Regions from separate parts of the Homo sapiens genome. Here region 1 is linked to region 2. A link is a loop called in an ENCODE intact Hi-C map of the cell type or tissue named here. Cell type or tissue: PC-9. All regions are shown on one strand. Each heading gives the region's core, and the rest is flanking DNA. Links, peaks and the distances in the headings are about the cores only. Region 1 overlaps ZUP1 (zinc finger containing ubiquitin peptidase 1). Region 2 overlaps NT5DC1 (5'-nucleotidase domain containing 1).

Region 1 (9,904 bases), core at 1-5,000, 430 kb before region 2:
TTCTTTTATAGGAAAGTAATGGCTAGAAACAGTTAGTTCTAAACTAAGAATTTGTTGTATTTGATAACTCCATCGATGAAAATATTTTAAAATGCCCTTTAAATGTGCATTTTGTCAATTTTTAATAGGTGTCATATTGTTGATTTTCACAAATCAACTGGTCCTTTGGGTACACACCCTCGCTTATTTGAATGGATATTGAACTATTATTCTTCAGAGGGAGAAGGGAGTCCAAAGGTAGTGTGTACATCTAAACCTCCTATCTATCTTCAGCATCAAGGTTAGTATTAATATAACTCATATTTGACAATGTTGTTTATAAGATAACAAATTGTTGCTTTCAGACAGGTTAAGGTTTTTTGTTTGTTTGTTTGTTTTTTTAGACAGAATCTCACTCTGTTGCTCAGGCTGGAGTGCAGTGGTGCAATCTTGGCTCGCTGCAACCTCCACCTTCCAGGTTCAAGTGATTCTCCTGCCTCAGCCTCCTGAGTAGCTGGGATTACAGGCGCCTGCCACCATACCTGGCTAATTTTTGTATTTTTAGTAGAAACGGGGTTTCACCATGTTGGCCAGGCTGGTCTGATAATAGCAGGGAGTATTATGACATTAATCTGTTTAATTTTTCAGAGCTCCTTTGACAGTACAATACTTTCTTAGGTAATTAAGATTGATATTTCTACAATACTTCATTGGGTAATTAAGACTGATATTCCTGACATCTTCAGGACCTTTTGCACTTCTTGTTTTCTGTGTTTAGTTCACTTGTCCTTCATTGTTCATCCCTTACCTTCTTGGGTCTTTACCCACATGTCACTTGAGTGAGGCCTTCCCTGACCTTACCTTACCTTAAAAGTAGAACTCAAGGCCAGGCATGGTAACTCATGCCTGTAATCCTAGCACTTTCAGAGGCCAAAGCAGGAGGATTGCTTGAGCCCAGCAGTTTGAGACCAGCCTGAGTGACATAGTGAGACCCTGTCTCTACAAAAACATAAGAAAATTAGCCAGGTGTGGTGGCACATGCCTGTAGTCCTAGCTACTCAGGAGGCTGAGGTGGGAGGGTCACTTGAGCCTTGGAGTTGGGGGCTATAGTGAGCCATGATTCTGCCACTGCACTCCAGCCTGGGCGGCGGAGTGAGGCTGTGTCAAAAACACGTACAACTCATCCCAGCATCCCACCGCTGGCATTTTCTTCACTTATTTACCTCATTTATAGAGTATCTCTTCCTATTAGAATATAAGTTCCAAGAACACAGGCACGTTTGTCTGTTTTGTTTGCTGTTATATACCTTCGTGCTTGGAGTAGTACCCGGCACATAGATACTTGGTAAATTATGAATGATGGTTTGGATTGACAGGAATAAACAGAAGTAAATGTTAGGAATTTCATTGTTTAGGAATATAAACTATAAGAGATTAAGCTCCCTCCACTGATATTCTAGCATTTATGGGTTTACTTTTGTTTACCTTTTGGAATCATGAGAGTTTTGTTCTAGAACAGTTTTTGTTCTTTCATTTGAGATAATTTGAATAAGAAGGATCAAAGGATTGGGAAAGGAAAAGTAAAATATTTGGCAGAATAAAAATGTTTTTTTTGGTAATGAAGCCTTTAGAAAACTAAAGTTAAATGAAAAAACTGAAGTAGAACTAAACTCTTACGTCTTAGGAGAACTTAGATACATATGTGTCAGAGTCTGACTGTATTTATATTCTAAACACACATATGATCACACAACATACATACAGAGACTATTTGTATAACTGTAAATAGATGTGACGTATGTATAACTTAAAAATCTTTTGATAGGTCACAGTCGAACTGTTATTGGAATTGAAGAGAAAAAAAACCGAACATTATGCTTACTAATACTTGATCCTGGATGTCCTTCTCGAGAAATGCAGAAATTATTAAAGCAAGACATAGAGGCTAGCAGTCTCAAGCAACTTCGGAAATCTATGGGAAATTTAAAACATAAGCAATACCAGATATTGGCAGTAGAGGGTGCTCTTTCTCTAGAGGAGAAACTTGTAAGTATCTAAATATTTATATGTGAAGTTTGAATGAGATGAACTTAAAAGTTTAAAACTTTTAGTTTAAAATCAGTGTTATCACTTTTTTCTTTTTTTTCTATTCTTTTTCTTTTTTTTTTTTTTTTTTGGAGACAGGGTCTCACTCTGTTGACCAGGCCTGAGTGCAGTGGCATGCAATCATGACTCACTACAGCCTTGACCTCCCAGGCTCAAGCGATCCTCCTGCCTCAGCCTCCCAAGTAGCTGGGACTACAGGCACATGCCACCACACCTGGCTAATTTTTGTATTTTTTGTAGAGACGGGGTTTCACCATGGTGCCCAGGCTGGTCTCAAACTCCTAGGCTCAAGCGATCTGCCCACCTCAGCCTCCCAAAGTGTTGGGATTACAGGCGTGAGCCACCGTGCCTAGCCCACTTTGTATTCCTTAGCACCTTATTCTGTTTCATTAACTTGGAAAAGCCATTTGGTTTTATATGTTTTTAATTTCTGGAATGAACATATTTATATTTGAAATGGTACTTTAATGACTTTTTATACTTAGAGCTTCATAAAAGTGTTTAATTTAATTTAATTTAATTTAATTTTTTTGCATTTTAAATATGTGCAGTTTACTGTATGTTAATTAAAACTTAATAAAGCTTTCAAAAGTACTTTTGTACAAATAATTATGATAGGCTACATCTTAAATGATGTTTTCATCAACCTTACAATTTAGCCTTGTAGGAGTGTCTGAATCCCTTGCAAAACAGTAGTCATTAAATGCCCGTTTCCTGTCTTGATATCATTCATGAGCTGATTTTTTCTTTTCACCTCCTCCTCCTCTTTCTTCTTCTTCTTCTTCTTTTTTTATTATTTATTATTATTATTATTATCATACTTTAAGTTTTAGGGTACATGTGCACAATGTGCAGGTTAGTTACATATGTATACATGTGCCATGATGGTGTGCTACACCCATTAAATCGTCATTTAGCATTAGGTATATTTCCTAATGCTATCCCTCCCCACTCCCCCCACCCCACAACAGTCCCCAGAGTGTGATGTTCCCCTTCCTGTGTCCATGTGTTCTCATTGTTCAATTCCCATCTATGAGTGAGAACATGCGGTGTTTGGTGTTTTGTTCTTGCGATAGTTTACTGAGAATGATGATTTCCAATTTCATCCATGTCCCTACAAAGGACATGAACTCATCATTTTTTATGGCTGCATAGTATTCCATGGTATATATGTGCCACATTTTCTTAATCCAGTCTATCACTGTTGGACATTTGGGTTGGTTCCAAGTCTTTGCTATTGTGAATAGTGCAGCAATAAACATACGTGTGCATGTGTCTTTATAGCAGCATGATTTATAGTCCTTTGGGTATATACCCAGTAATAGGATGGCTGGGTCAAATGGTATTTCTAGTTCTAGATCCCTGAGGAATCACCACACTGACTTCCACAATGGTTGAACTAGTTTATAGTCCCACCAATAGTGTAAAAGTGTTCCTATTTCTCCACATCCTCTCCAGCACCTGTTGTTTCCTGACTTTTTAATGATTGACATTCTAACTGGTGTGAGATGGTATCTCATTGTGGTTTTGATTTGCATTTCTCTGATGGCCAGTGATGATGAGCATTTTTTCATGAGTCTTTTGGCTGCATAAATGTCTTCTTTTGAGAAGTGTCTGTTCATATCGTTTGCCCACTTTTTCATGGGGTTGTTTGTTTTTTTCTTGTAAATTTGTTTGAGTTCATTGTAGATTCTGGATATTAGCCCTTTGTCAGATGAGTAGGTTGTGAAAATTTTCTCCTATTTTGTAGGTTGCCTGTTCACTCTGATGGTAGTTTCTCTTGCTGTGCAGAAGCTCTGTAGTTTAATTAGATCCCATTTGTCAATTTTGGCTTTTGTTGCCAATGCTTTTGGTGTTTTAGACATGAAGTCCTTGCCCATGCCTATGTGCTGAATGGTAATGCCTAGGTTTTCTTCTAGGGTTTTTATGGTTTTATGTCTAACATGTAAGTCTTTAATCCATCATGAATTAATTTTTGTATAAGGTGTAAGGAAGGGATCGAGTTTCAGCTTTCTACATATGGCCAGCCAGTTTTCCCAGCACCATTTATTAAATAGGAAATCCTTTCCCCATTGCTTGTTTTTCTCAGGTTTGTCAAAGATCAGATAGTTGTAGATATGCGGCATTATTTCTGAGGGCTCTGATCTGTTCCATTGATCTATATCTCTGTTTTGGTATCAGTACCATGCTGTTTTGGTTACTGTAACCTTGTAGTATAGTTTGAAGTCAGGTAGCGTGATGCCTCCAGATTTGTTCTTTTGGCTTAGGATTGACTTGGCGATGCGGGCTCTTTTTTGGTTCCATATGAACTTTAAAGTAGTTTTTTCCAATTCTGTGAAGAAAGTCATTGGTAGCTTGATGGGGATGGCATTGAATCTATAAATTACCTTGGGCAGTATGGCCATTTTCACGATATTGATTCTTCCTACCCATGAGCATAGAATGTTCTTCCATTTGTTTGTATCCTCTTTTATTTCATTGAGCGGTGGTTTGTAGTTCTCCTTGAAGAGGTCCTTCACGTCCCTTGTAAGTTGGATTCCTAAGTATTTTATTCTCTTTGAAGCAATTGTGAATGGGAGTTCACTCATGATTTGGCTCTCTGTTTGTCTGTTATTGGTGTATAAGAATGCTTGTGATTTTTGTACGTTGATTTTGTATCCTGAGACTTTGCTGAAGTTGCTTATCAACTTAAGGAGATTTTGGGCTGAGACAGTGGGGTTTTCTAGATGTACAATCATGTCATCTGCAAACAGGGACAATTTGACTTCCTCTTTTCCTAATTGAATACCCTTTATTTCCTTCTCCTGCCTAATTGCCCTGGCCAGAACTTCCAACATTATGTTGAATAGGAGTGGTGAGAGAGGGCATCCCTGTCTTGTGCCAGTTTTCAAAGGGAATGCTTCCAGTTTTTGCCCATTCAGTATGATATTGGCTGTGGGTTTGTCATAGATAGCTCTTATTATTTTGAGATACGTCCCATGAATACCTAATTTATTGAGAGTTTTTAGCATGAAGTGTTGTTGAATTTTGGCAAAGGCCTTTTCTGCATCTATTGAGATAATCATGTGGTTTTTGTCTTTGGTTCTGTTTATATTCTGGATTACATTTATTGATTTGCGTATATTGAACCAGCCTTGCATCCCAGGGATGAAGCTCACTTGATCATGGTGGATAAGGTTTTTGATGTGCTGCTGGATTCAGTTTGCCAGTATTTTATTGAGGATTTTTGCATCAATGTTCATCAAGGATATTGGTCTAAAATTCTCTTTTTTGGTTGTGTCTCTGCAAGGCTTTGGTATCAGGATGATGCTGGCCTCATAAAATGAGTTAGGGAGGATTCCCTCTTTTTCTATTGATCGGAATAGTTTCAGAAGGAATGTTACCAGTTCCTCCTTGTACCTCTGGTAGAATTCGGCTGTGAATCCATCTGGTCCTGGACTCTTTTTGGTTGGTAAGCTATTGATTATTGCCACAATTTCAGATCCTGTTATTGGTCTATTCAGAGATTCAACTTCTTCCTGATTTAGTCTTGGGAGAATGTATGTTTCGAGGAATTTATCCATTTCTTCTAGATTTTCTAGTTTATTTGCGTAGAGGTGTTTGTAGTATTCTCTGATGGTAGTTTGTATTTCTGTGGGATCGGTGGTGATATCCCCTTTATCATTTTTTATTGCGTCTGTTTGATTCTTCTTTTTTTCTTTATTAGTCTTGCTAGCGGTCTATCAATTTTGTTGATCCTTTCAAAAAACCGGCTCCTGAATTCATTAATTTTTTGAAGGGTTTTTTGTGTCTCTATTTCCTTCAGTTCTGCTCTGATTTTAGTTATTTCTTGCCTCCTGCTAGCTTTTGAATGTGTTTGCTCTTGCTTTTCTAGTTCTTTTAATTGTGATGTTAGGGTGTCAATTTTGGATCTTTTCTGCTTTCTCTTGTGGGCATTTAGTGCTATAAATTTCCCTCTACACACTGCTTTGAATGTGTCCCAGAGATTGTGTTATGTTGTGTCTTTGTTCTCGTTGGTTTCAAAGAGCATCTTTATTTCTGCCTTCATTTCGTTATGTACCCAGTAGTCATTCAGGAGCAGGTTGTTCAGTTTCCATGTAGTTGAGTGGTTTTGAGTGAGTTTCTTAATCCTGAGTTCTAGTTTGCTTGCACTGTGGTCTGAGAGACAGTTTGTTATAATTTCTGTTCTTTTACATTTGCTGAGGAGAGCTTTACTTCCAAGTATGTGGTCAATTTTGGAATAGGTGTGGTGTGGTGCTGAAAAAAAAGTATATTCTGCTGATTTGGGGTGGAGAGTTCTGTAGATGTCTATTAGGTCCGCTTGGTGCAGAGCTTAGTTCAATTCCTGGGTATTCTTGTTAACTTCCTGTCTCGTTGATCTGTCTAATGTTGACAGTGGGGTGTTAAAGTCTCCCATTATTATTGTGTGGGAGTCTAAGTCTCTTTGTAGGTCACTCAGGACTTGCTTTATGAATCTGGGTGCTCCTGTATTGGGTGCATATATATTTAGGATAGTTAGCTCTTCTTGTTGAATTGATCCCTTTACCATTATGTAATGGCCTCCTTTGTCTCTTTTGATCTTTGTTGATTTAAAGTCTGTTTTATCAGAGACTAGGATTGCAACCCCTGCCTTTTTTTCTTTTCCATTTGCTTGGTAGATCTTCCTCCATCCTTTTATTTTGAGCCTATGTGTGTCTCTGCACGTGAGATGGGTTTCCTGAATACAGCACACTGATGGGTCTTGACTCTTTATCCAATTTGCCAGTCTGTGTCTTTTAATTGGAGCATTTAGTCCATTTACATTTAAAGTTAATATTGTTGTGTGTGAATTTGATCCTGTCATTATGATGTTAGCTGGTTATTTTGCTTGTTAGTTGATGCAGTTTCTTCCTAGTCTCGATGGTCTTTACATTTTGGCATGATTTTGCAGTGGCTGGTACCGGTTGTGCCTTTCCATGTTTAGTGCTTCCTTCAGGATCTCTTTTAGGGCAGGCCTGGTGGTGACAAAATCTCTCAGCATTTGCTTGTCTGTAAAGTATTTTATTTCTCCTTCACTTGTGAAGCTTAGTTTGGCTGGATATGAAATTCTGGGTTGAAAATTCTTTTCTTTAAGAATGTTGAATATTGGCCCCCACTCTCTTCTGGCTTGTAGAGTTTCTGCTGAGAGATCCGCTGTTAGTCTGATGGGCTTCCCTTTGTGGGTAACCCGACCTTTCTTTCTGGCTGCCCTTAACATTTTTTCCTTCATTTCAGCTTTGGTAAATCTGACAATTATGTGTCTTGGAGTTGCTCTTCTCGAGGAGTATCTTTGTGGCATTCTCTGTATTTCCTGAATCTGACTGTTGGCCTCCCTTGCTAGATTGGGGAAGTTCTCCTGGATAATATCCTGCAGAGTGTTTTCCAACTTGGTTCCATTCTCCCCGTCACTTTCAGGTACACCAATCAGACGTAGATTTGGTCTTTTCACATAGTCCCATATTTCTTGGAGGCTTTGTTCATTTCTTTCTATTCTTTTTTCTCTAAACTTCCCTTCTCGCTTCATTTCATTCATTTCATCTTCCATCGCTGATACCCTTTCTTCCAGCTGATCACATTGGCTCCTGAGGCTTCTGCATTCTTCACGTAGTTCTCGAGCCTTGGCTTTCAGCTCCATCAGCTCCTTTAAGCACTTCTCTGTATTGGTTATTCTAGTTATACATTCGTCTAAATTTTTTTCAAAGTTTTTAACTTCTTTGCCTGTGGTTTGAATTTCATCCTGTAGCTCGGAGTAGTTTGATCGTCTGAAGCCTTCTTCTCTCAACTTGTCAAAGTCATTCTCCGTCCAGCTTTGTTCCGTTGCTGGTGAGGAACTGCGTTCCTTTGGAGGAGGAGAGGCACTCTGCTTTTTAGAGTTTCCAGTTTTTCTGCTCTGTTTTTTCCCCATCTTTGTGGTTTTATCTCCTGTTGGTCTTTGATGATGGTGATGTACAGATGGGTTTTTGGTGTGGATGTCCTTTCTGTTTGTTAGTTTTCCTTCTAACAGACAGGACCCTCAGCTGCAGGTCTGTTGGAGTTTGCTAGAGGTCCACTCCAGACCGTTTGCCTGGGTATCAGTAGCAGTGGCTGCAGAACAGCGGATTTTCGTGAACCGCGAATGCTGCTGTCTGATCGTTCCTCTGGAAGTTTTGTCTCAGAGGAGTACCCGGCCGTGTGAGGTGTCAGTCTGCCCCTACTGGGGGATGCCTCCCCGTTAGGCTGCTCAGGGGTCAGGGGTCAGGGACCCACTTGAGGAGGCAGTCTGCCCATTCTCAGATCTCCAGCTGTGTGCTGGGGGAACCACTGCTCTCCTCAAAGCTGTCAGACAGGGACATTTAAGTCTGCAGAGGTTACTGCTGTCTTTTTGTTTGTCTGTGCCCTGCCCCCAGAGGTGGAGCCTACAGAGGCAGGCAGGCCTCCTTGAGCTGTGGTGGGCTCCACCCAGTTCGAGCTTCCCGGCTGCTTTGTTTACCTAAGCGAGCCTGGGCAATGGCGGGCACCCCTCCCGCAGCCTTGCTGCCGCCTTGCAGTTTGATCTCAGACTGCTGTGCTAGCAATCAGGGAGACTCCGTGGGCGTAGGACCCTCCGAGCCAGGTGCAGGATATAATCTCCTGGTGCGCCGTTTCCTAAGCCTGTCGGAAAAGCGCAGTATTCGGGTGGGAGTGGCCCGATGTTCCAGGTGCCGCCTGTCACCCCTTTCCTTGACCAGGAAAGGGGACTCCCTGACCCCTTGCGCTTCCCGAGTGAGGCAATGCCTCGCCCTGCTTCATCTGGCGCATGGTGCGCTGCACCCACTGTCCTGCGCCCACTGTCTGGCACTCCCTAGTGAGATGAACCCGGTACCTCAGATGGAAATGCAGAAATCACCCGTCTTCTGCGTCACTCATGCTGGGAGCTGTAGACCGGAGCTGTTCCTATTCGGCCATCTTGGCTCCTCCTCCTCCAAAAGTGTTTAATTTTATAATATTTAATTTTTAATGTCAGGTGAGCGATGAATAATGTAAACATATAGTAAGAAAACCTAACTTAATCCAAGGAGACCTAACTCATATTGGCCTTATAATTGTGGTTTATTAAAATATGATTCTTGTGACTCCTAAGGCTCTATTTTATGCACTTGGGCTTATTGGATATTCACATTTCTAGAATTTAACTTCATTAGAATTTCCTCTTGTCTTTATTCCTTGCAGTTAAGTGATGAGCACAATATTCCAGAAAAATTCCTAGGAATTGAATCCTAGCTACTACACCATCAGGGGGGAACGTAATATTATAGAAAAATTCCTAGGAATTGAAAAATTTCCACTTGGTGTGAACTGAAGCTATATGATAGCACATCAAGTGTAGAAAATGCGTAAGCCCTAAATTAAGAAAAAAAAGCTCCAAAATACTTCACATTGATTTATTTCCCTCTAAAGAGAAAAGTGACTGAAGACTAGAGACAAACAGTTATGGAGAATAATGGGATCATGGGGGAAAGGACTGTAAGTTTTTGAAATAATAGAGCTAGAATAATCTTTTCAGTCTCATAACATGGGATACAAAGGCAAGGTTTTTTTTTTTTTTTTTTTGGAGACCGACTCTCACTCTGTCACCCAAGCTGGAGTGCAGTGGCTTGACCCCAGCCCACTGCAACCTCTGCCTCCCTCCCCAGTTCAAGTGATTCTCCTGCCTCAGTCTCCCAAGTAGTTGGGATTACAGGCGTGTGCCACCACGCCCAGCTAATTTTGTATATTTAGTAGAGATGGGGTTTCACCATGTTAGCCAGGCTGATGTTGAACTCCCAACTTCTGGTGATCCACC
Region 2 (10,185 bases), core at 2,047-7,046:
AATTGTGATATAAAGCGGTAGCATAAAATTTAATACAAACATAGGTTTATTATCTTTTTTCTTCCCCATGAGAGGAAAGAAGACATGGCATTGCATGCAACACAGTGTTCTGCACAAGGTTGTTAGCCAACTGTATACAGGAAAAGAAAGAAACCAAATGTAACTTACCGAGTGTCCGGAAAGGTCTCTGACTTGGTAAGTGGGAGAAGAAACCAGGCTTCAATGCATTTGTAATCACAATGTCAAAAAGGTCTGTAAAATCATTCCTAAAAGCAACACAATTTTTCATAAGTTTATTTTAAGAATTAGAAAAGGTCCATATAAAACAGAACTTGATCTTTGCTTATCTATTTTACCACAGCATCATTCATCTTTTGACTAACTTTTACATGCTTTATATTTTTCTCACACACTTTAAGGTGAACATTCCACTGGAAATAGAAGGTGGGTGAGTACTAGTCTTCCTGACAACTCTTTGAAGTATAAACATAATCAGGAAAAAAAAGAGAGTAGCACATAGACTCTAGGTACCAAGCTGGCTTTGGTAGTGAACTCAATAGTTTCTAACAGCTGGAAATATTTGGAAAATCTATCTTCAAATTTGGGGGCCTGAAATTGGCTGGCTTTGTTAGCTTGAAGAGTTAACAATTTTGTGTGTTACATGGGTCCCACAGAAAGCAGCATTATAGCAAGTCATGGTCATCTTTCAGAGAGTGCTTCAAATGTGAAGAAGACACTTTATTTGACAATCAGTGTAGTCTTATAATGTGGTAACTTTTGTATGACAATAATTAATGATTTTAAATCTGTAGTTAGCATTATATTAAGGATTACTTTTGATGGCAAAGGCAAGGTAGCCCTTCTCCTGAAGGACTCACTATTACAATGGGGGAAACAGTATTTACCCAACATTCTAGAATACTTTTACAAATCCAAACAGCAATACATAGAAATTAAGATGAAGAAAGACTATGGTTATCTATGCTAATAAAAAAGGAATTAAAATCCAGATTGTTCATTTTAAAGCATGGGCCCACTACTAGGATAGCAAATGTCTCTATGAGAGGCACCTTCTAAGACATCCAGGACTTTAGCCTTAATTCACCCAAAAGATGCATTATTATGTATCAGCCTGTATATTATTCAGAAAGCAGGAATTCTACTCACAGATTCTAAGCATACCATAGAAGAAACTAAAGCCACACATGCTAAGGAACATGGAAATCATGATGCTAAAAGGGCTGGTGAAGGTAGGTTTTAAGGCTCAAACTTGCTCCATACTCATGGCAATTCGGTATTTGATGGAATTTGAGGAAACATTAGGGGAGACCTAATGACTCAGGTAGAATCTCGCTTTGACCATAGACATTTCCTGGTATTTCCCACAAGAATAAGTATTTACACACTGAAGTCTATCAACTATTCCTGTCTAATTCTCTACCTGTATTATGCTATTTAAATATCCCCTCATACCCACAAGGAATTACTGTACCATTTTTATGACGGCAAAATTGAAGCTTAAAGAGGTTATAAAACCTGCCCCAGGTAATACAGTAAACTGCAGAGCGGGGCTTGAAATCAAGTCTGTCTTACTTTAAAGTCTATGCAATTATACTGCCTTCATTCTCATGAATTCAATCCCATCATGGCTGTGTTAAACAGTAAAATACATGGCTCCGCACGGAAATGACTAAAGAGTGGCTGTACTCCAGGTATCTGTGGAGGAGTATAACCTACAACTCAGAGTCCCTCAATCATCGTCCAAAGATGAGAAACCAAATTCATGGAAAACTGAAGGATATACAGTTTACCACCTTCTAGAAAACCTAAAACCTGGACATTCGGTGAGCTATGAGCATACTGGTCCCCAATAACACTGCTTTGCTAAAATGTACTTGGTTGGGCTGCTGTCAGCAGAGATTGAGGTATGTCATGAGAAAAAAAATCAACTTGTCACTCAGCATTGTTTAAAATAATGATATGGTCATGGCTGACACTTTTAAAAAAGCCCTGGTCTAATTTGCTATCTGTATTTCATAAGACAATGAAAACTGAATGACTCATCACTCACCCAAGAATATATTCGCAGAGAAGTCTACAGTAATCACTGTGAGAACTGGTAATTAACAGAAGAATTTTCCCAGCATTCTTTAGCTGTCGAAGCCATTTTTTCACAGATTCAGGACAACTATGTAAATATCTGCCTGGATCTCTTTTTATTTCTGGAAAATATATTCCACAGTTTTCTGAAAAATAAAAATATCAATGAGGTTTTTCTTTTTAAACATTTTTTGACTAAATATATTCTCTAACAAGTTAATCTCTTTCAAATCTATAGATAAAACTAAAAGGATAAGAACAAGGTTTGACCGACCTAGCAATTATGCCAATACTACTTGCTTTTTAAGAATAGTTCTTTACTTGAAAACACAATATTGTTTGAAAATGTTAGTTGATAATATTCGCTGGCTATTTGACAAGAACTGATAAACTGTTAAAACAGGTAACACAAGAAACACAATATGATCAGCATTTTCAAATGCTGTAAGAGAAAACCTTACATTTGAAATATCAATTGTTACAAATACTCTTTTAATTATTCAATGAATATTTGCTGAATACAGACAAGAAACAAATCAACACTCAGATATTGCACCAGGATCACATCTTTTGCATAAATAGCCAAGAAGGGCGATGAGTTCCTCAGAGTCACAGTTTGCTATTTCAGATGGAATCTATACTAGGGGAGCCATTCTATAGCCTCTGAGAAGTGCTGAGATATCAAAATGGAAAAATCGGTGCAAAATAGGCCAGAACAGGCCAAAAGGCACTGTATTTGACAGGGAACAATGAATGACTCGCATCACTGAAGCGGGGTTGCTTGCTCTGCCCCTTTAGAGTGGCCACGGGGTCTGGCTGAGCTCCAGGGCAGATGGTGGCAGTGTTTCCAGATGTCCTGACCAGACTTACCCATAGTGCTTGACCCAATGCCTTTAAAGTTGTGGGTACTTAGCAGGCAATTGCAGATTTAGTTGAAATGTTACTAGATTCATAACACATACTGTTCTCAGAGCATGATAGAACTAGTAAGCAGATAAAAAGGATTCAAGATTTTACTTTCTCTAATTGTTAGGAAAAGGACACATGCATAGACAAAAAAAAAAAAAAAAAAAAAAAGGTTAAACAGCTTGTACTGAATGATAGAGTCTGCAATAGCTAGATATGGGATACATCCGTGACTCTCTCCAGTGTGAAACACTTGAAATACTTGGCAGTTATATTTCAAGAATATCAGGACATCAGGAAGAAGAGTTGTTTTTTTTTTTTTTTTTTTTTTTGAGACAGAGTCTCACTCTGTCACCAAGCTGGAGTGCAGTGGCATGATCTCTGGCTAACTGCAACCTCCGCCTCCCGGGTTCAAGTGATTCTCCTGCCTTAGCCTCCCTAGTAGCTGGGACTACAGGCGTGTGCCACCACGCCCAGCTAACTTCTGTATTTTTAGTAGAGACGGGGTTTCACCATGTTTGCCAGAATGGTCTAATGGTCTTGATCTCTTGACCTCACAATCCGCCCACTCTGCCTCCCAAAGTGCTGGGATTACAGGCATGAGCCACCATGCCTGGCCAGGAAGAAGAGTCTTTAAGTGAAACAAAAACGAACAAATAAAAACAAAAAACGGTAGCAAATATTGTGGTCTGCCTCCCCACATCCATCTCCCTCTTTGCTGGGGAGTGCTCTGATATTGTTTCGGGTTTCATCTTCCTCTGAGGGGGTCTGTGATGCTAGGAAGGGCAAGGGTCTCTATCAGTCTACACCTATCACAGTTATTCCCTCCTCCTGTCATTGAATTGTTTAGGAAGTGCTGGGGACCCAGGCATGGCAAATGAGACCTGAGGAGAACTTTGCTGCAGGATCCTGAAGTAATGTATACCACTGATAAAAATAAACCTATAAAGGGGGGAATATCCCCTCTTCTACTACTGGACTTTCCCATGATTATAAATTCTATGTAGAACTGCAGCGGTTATCATCAACACAAAGCACGAGTCTGATATACCAGAGATGGCGGAGTGGACATATGAAAGGAAACAAACCTGGGTCCCTGATGACATCACTGGGTTTCTGCTTTTGTTTCTGTTTTTGAGACAGGGTCTCGCTCTGTTGGCCAGACTGGAGTGCAGTGTGGCACGATCATGACTTACTGCAGCCTTAAACTCCTGGGCTCAAGTGATCCTCCCACCTCGGGCCTCTGAAAGTGCTGTGATTACAGGCATGAGCCACTGTGCCTGGCCACCACTGGATTTCTGATTAAGTCACTGACTAACTCTAACCACCACTGGAAGTACCATTCAACTTCTGGACAACCTCTGGTTGTGTAAAATAACTCAATTTAGTAATAGCTTAAACATTAAGGTTATTTATTATTTGCAACTTAAAGCATCATGATTCAGAAAATATATTGCATGAATATCATAACCAGACCAAAACTAACAAAAGAAATAATATTTTGCAATATGAGAATAATATTTAGAAGACCAAAAACAAAAACAAAGTTTTTGCTCTTTTTATATTTTGCCCTACAGGAACTTCTGTGTGTGAATCTCTAGGATCTATTTTTAACATGCCAGAGGCTATATAATAGCCCTTTAAAAAAATTAAAATATATTCTCTGTTTCCCAGGGAAGAGGAAGTACTAGTAAGAAAAGGTCAGTTTAAGAAACAGATGATAATAATAAATCTAAATGGCTAAGAATAGAGAAGTTTGATGAGTGGATGACTGCTAATTTCAGAGGCTGTGTCTCTCTCGTAACTTACTATACCTAAGGGAGTCAGATGTGAGATTATTTCACTTAGAAAAACAAAGCTTTTGTAGCAAGAAGAATTTTATGGGCTACGTAAGAAAAAAATTTATAGTGTGTAATGCTGAAAACATAGACTTGCTTTCAGAAAACTTGAGAAAAAATTATTTTTTCTTAGCTATATGTGCTTAGTGCCATCTAGTGATCAAAATATAAATTACCATTAAAAAGCTACTGTTAACATTTCCAAAGGAATAAAAATACAAGGCATACGCATTTAAATACAATATTTTAAATTTCTTACCTAGGTTAATTGCATTAGTATCTCAATTAATAATGTCTGATTCAAAAGAGTACCAATATAATAATTTAATCAGATAAAATTATTCTCTGAAGTCATAACAGAGATGTCCTTGTTTTGTTCATAAGCCAGACTGAAATGAACAAACTAAAAAAGACAAGCCCTGTACAAACACATACCCAATGGTAGATTATGAGTTGCTCTTACTACAAAAGATCACTGTCATGGAGAAAATATTTTTGCCCCCTTGTAACCTCCAATTATTAAAGGAATAGGAGACATAATTATACAAATAGAAACATCTTTTTATTGAAATAAGTCAAGGTATTAAATCAAATGAAGAGTTATGTTAAACATACTACAATGGATTATAATTGTCTATTAAATTATATCCCCCAAAGAAACTATAAACTTCTAAAGGCAAGAAATATATCTTTCTGCTTGGCATGGAGCAAGTATTCAACATATGAATACCTAAATTAGTGCAGGAGCAGACACAGGAACATTTATGTTTCCTTACATTCAAGGCAAGAGTATGATTAGTACCATATAGCCAAACTGAAGTGATAAAAATAATATTATTCATGTATGATTAAGGCAGCCTATGAAAAAAGTCATGTTTAATTATGATACTAATTAACACTGATTGAACAAAATGGAATTTAGACCTAAGATGGAAAGGAGTGGTATTGTTTGTTCTTAACTCACAAAGAAGCCTGTGTTTTCACTTAACCTCCAAAGGAATTCTATTTCACTGCCACTTTATGTAACTTATTTTCCTGGTTTTTCCACCACTCTTATATCCTTTGATGCTGATATTTTCTAGGTCCAGATGAGATTTAAAGGAAATTCTTTTAATAAGCTGATTCTAAGGAATAAAAGTTTAGCTCTCCTATGTTAAAAAAACTGGTTAATGTAGAGTGACAGAAATAATACCAAAGTGTTGCAACAGTCTGATATGCACATCAAATGGCCTGAATACACCAAACAGGATATAGGGACCTCTCGTGGTAAAAAAGTATAGTACAACCTGAATATTAAAAACAGTTTTTTTCAGTTTAACAGACAATTGTGCCACATCACTATTTCTATCATCACTGAATAAGCTTTTTCTTGTTAACTGTATCACTACTGTTTGCATGATTTTTGGCCAGAATTTTCAAAGCTGCTGTCCGAGGGGACTAGAGATGCCAGGATGCTAACACTTCCATGGTCAGCCTCCAAATAAGGTCTGTTGTTTCCATTGCAGAATATAATTTAGAAGAGATTTAAATATTTACAACCTTTACAAGTTATATAAGAGCACGCTAGTGAACAGCTAAAATGCCTAGCGATGAACTGTTTAAATGTACTTGCTGTAGAGATGATATAATTAATTTTCTTAAAAGAAGAAACTTCTTTGCTAAGAGACACTGAAATATTTGTTGGAGGATAAAAGAGATAAATTTATTTTGTTTATTTATAGGTGGCAAAAAATAAAATTAAAATGTATTAAAACAGATTTGCTGTTTATATAACAAAATATATGGTTTATATCTAATATTTTATAATTAAATAAATAAATCTAGAATATCTAGATTGTGTAAAGTGAAAATCTATATGCTAAACATAATACTTGGAAAGTCTCTCAAATAAAAGCTGGGAAATGAAGTACAGAATATGAGAGAAAAACATAATATACAAAATTTACATTTTAACAGTATCTGATTTCCAGATCTGTAATTTAATTTGCATATCCCGGCCCTACTCCAAAAATTCTGATTTAATTGTTTTGGGGTAGGGCCACAACATTGGTATTTTTTTTTTTAAAGCTTCCCAGGTAGTCCTAATGTGCTACCAGGATTAAGACTTGTTGACCTAAAATATAAAATATAAAATATAAAAACCAGAATTCTTACTATTATTTTCTGTGTATTTTGCCTGCTTCATTGGAAATCACAGGCTCTCAGAGGGCAGGGACTTTTGAATTTTATAGTATCTTTATTACCTAACATATAGCCTTGTACATGTTAGGTAATCAACAAATAATAACTGTTGCCAATTATCTTAAATGTCATTGTGGTTGATGATCTTTAAAGTGTTTACTCTTACACTATACCAATTAAGCATGGTACTCTAGATTTAGTTAAGTATTGTGAATACAGAATGATGGATTTCATTCCTCCTTTGAAAGGAGGATTCCTGGAAAAAGTGTATATTATGGAATTCTTTGAAAGAAAAATTATTCGAACAGTTTAAATGAGTATAGACAAGCCAAACAGACTCCTTTATCTCTCCAAAGCCATCAAACTGCCTGACTCTGTGCTGAATACAGTCTATAAATATGATTTTGGGTCGGCAGTATTTTAAAATTTTTGGATGTTAATGTCCTTGGACAGTATTACATATGTATTGTAATAGTTTACCCACAATCCCACCACGCCATATTGTCTGCACTTGGCCTAGTCAACTCCCCTGTTGCCATCAGTTTACAACCTATTTTTTCTCCTATGATATCAGAATGAATCATTCTAAAAGAACCTAGTTTCCTCTTTCCGACATGGTTACTGGACAGACAACGTAAATGTGGAGAGAGGTTTTTGAAGGTCTGCCTGGTTTTATTCAAAATATAACAAATCCTTTAATGAGGACGCTGACAGCTGGGAGGGTCAGCAGATGGATCTGATGACAGAATCACATACAATAATATCTGGACAGGCTGTAAAGTCGACAAGGTGACTCAGTGAGGTACAATTTCATAGGGAGAGATGAAATCTTACCAGGTTGAAAGCTCAGCCATACAGGCATAACATTGGAGGAGCTGTTGTTTGTCAGCAACTTCAAAATATAGAGCTTACAGTCAGCTTAGGCTCCACAGTATAGACAAAGTAAAATAAAAAGTTTGGAGACCATGTTTTGCAATTTATTTAGTTACTACTATGTACTTTTGATATCATGTTTCTGGAAAAATATTTCTGCTCCAGAAAGCTGGGTAAGAAGCATGTGTCCTCCTTTATAACCCTAGGCATCTTATCTTCATGTGCTCCGTATTATCCAATTAGGTGATTAGATTGTAGAGCTACATTAATATCAGTACAATGTTCAGAACCAGGAAAGCAATAATTTCCACTCTTTTAATCATTTTCAGACTAAACCTTGATAACTGGGTTCTATTCTGGATGACACTTTTCACAAGAAAGTGTGTCCAGAGAATGATGATGTTAACAATTCCTATGCCCCCCACCCTAGAGACCTCTGGTGGAGCCCCAGAGATACACACTGGCCAATCAGACATTTACAAACCTGTGAAACAGGCAGCTTCAAAGGACCGTTTAATCTTAGAGTTGCTTGAGTCTATGCCTCCATGGTGATGTCCAGCCAGATAACTCTTTTTTTTTTTATTATACTTTAAGTTTTAGGGTACATGTGCACAACACAGATAACTCTTTAGCCACAATGAACACCCATTTCCACAGTGTTTCTCCTCCTCTAAAATGTCTTTGCATTTTGAATATGATATTTCAAAAACAGACTTTTGGTAGAGTAGTGGGTCTCAAAATGAAGGTAAATTAGAATTATCCAGAATGCTTTCAAAAATACTCCTAGAGTTTCTGATTCAGTAGGTTTGGGGTGGGGCCTGAAGATGTGCATTTCTAACAATTTCTCAGGTCAACTGACAGTCCAAGAACCACACTTTGAGAATTACTTCAGTAGAATACCCCTATAAAACCAGACAGCTTTTTGAAAGCCTTTTTTCTCCTAGCAGAACATGGTCCTCACTATTTCGGCTAGAAGTGCAAAACCAGATTATGCATATTTAACGTTATCTGATAAAAATGCTCAAATCTGTGTCTGTGTTTAAAAACATTTTAAGTAAAAATCTTTTTAAGTAAAATAGAATTTATTTTTATTTCCTTTATAAGAAGGATATATATGAGAATAAAGACCTGATGAACTGTTTTATGTTTTTTCAGTGTACTATTTGACATTCACTTTCATTTCTGAGCCTTGAGAGCAATACTCTTGCATGTAAAGTAGAAAAAGCACACACTTTGGAGTCAAATGGCCTAAGTTTGAATCCTAAGTTTGTAAGTGGTTTGCCACTTACAGTATCAGGATTTTTGAGAAATTTACTTAAAAATTTTAATTCTTAATTTCTTCACCTATAAAATCTCATTAAATTATGGAGAAGAAAGCCAGGCACAGTGATGTGTGCCTATAGTCCCAGCTACTTGGGAAGGTGAGGCGGGAGGATCACTTGAGCCTAGCCTAGGCAACACAGAGATATCCCATCTCTTAAAAAACAAAAAAAAGTAGTGTGGGTAAAGTATCCATCTCATAGTGCTTGGCACAAAATCCCCAATAAGAATTCCCTTCCACCCCTTCTACTTACCTAGACACAACTCTTTCTGATCCTTTTGCAGGGAGCCTATCACTAGAGGTGAAATAGGCAGGATCCTGTGCCTGTTACAGCACTTCTCAAAGTAGCATTAGTTTTTAGTAGCTCATTATAATTGAAGGGGCATTTTCATGTTCTCCTACATGTGATCTACACATAGAACAGATGTTAAATTTATTGAATATAAAACATTATAGAAGATGTGAAGTGGATTGAGTTTCCAAGATGGACACAACAATATCTCCCACCTCATATGTCTAGAGTTGGAGTTAATTGTTCCATTCTTTTATATCTGGAGAGGTTATTTTACTGCTTTGACCAATAGAATGCAGTGCGAATGACCCTGTGTTAGTTCCAGGTGTAGCCCTTAAATGGCCTGGCAGCTTCGACTCCTTACCTGTTGGAAGTCATGTGCCATGTAAGATGTGCAACCAATCTGAGGCTACCTGAGATGCTGTGAGGAATAGGTTAGATGAAGAATTTGTGTTGTAGGTGCTCCAACTGCCAGCCCCAGCTGAGTGTTGAGCTAAAAGCTTCAACTGCAAGACATAGTGAGCCCCTTGGACATCCAGCCCAGTCATGCCTTCAGAAGACTACTGTCCCCACTGACATCTGACTGCAACCACAGGAGAGACCCCCACGTTTAGAAGCACCCAACTAAGCCCAGAATCCATAAGTGACATGATACTGAGTTTTGTGTGTTGGTA

What was found. Peaks named below come from ENCODE experiments on the same cell type or tissue, not always from the same donor. Only the 100,000 strongest peaks of a DNase experiment are listed, where the experiment ranks them.
Region 1: a loop joins it to region 2, with 5 times the contacts of the local background. A loop is called at or near these places in 10 of 110 quality-filtered maps.

What each region holds. Positions count from the first base shown.
Region 1 is chr6:116,637,835-116,647,738 of GRCh38, reverse strand. ZUP1 (zinc finger containing ubiquitin peptidase 1) reads left to right here. Exons shown (of 10, transcript NM_145062.3): 8 at 129-280; 9 at 1,805-2,025. Among named protein-coding and RNA genes, the nearest start is that of ZUP1, 26 kb to the left of the region's middle. In PC-9, for the core only: CTCF peaks have their summits at 1,815 and 2,020 (motif pointing right); a DNase peak (open chromatin) is centred at 1,978.
Region 2 is chr6:116,213,115-116,223,299 of GRCh38, reverse strand. NT5DC1 (5'-nucleotidase domain containing 1) reads right to left here. Exons shown (of 12, transcript NM_152729.3): 7 at 2,072-2,246; 8 at 169-266. It also overlaps a transcript of COL10A1 not described here. Among named protein-coding and RNA genes, the nearest start is that of TSPYL4, 36 kb to the left of the region's middle. In PC-9, for the core only: CTCF peaks have their summits at 4,786, 4,989 (motif pointing left), 5,893 and 6,093 (motif pointing left); a DNase peak (open chromatin) is centred at 6,109; H3K27ac peaks cover 538 bases.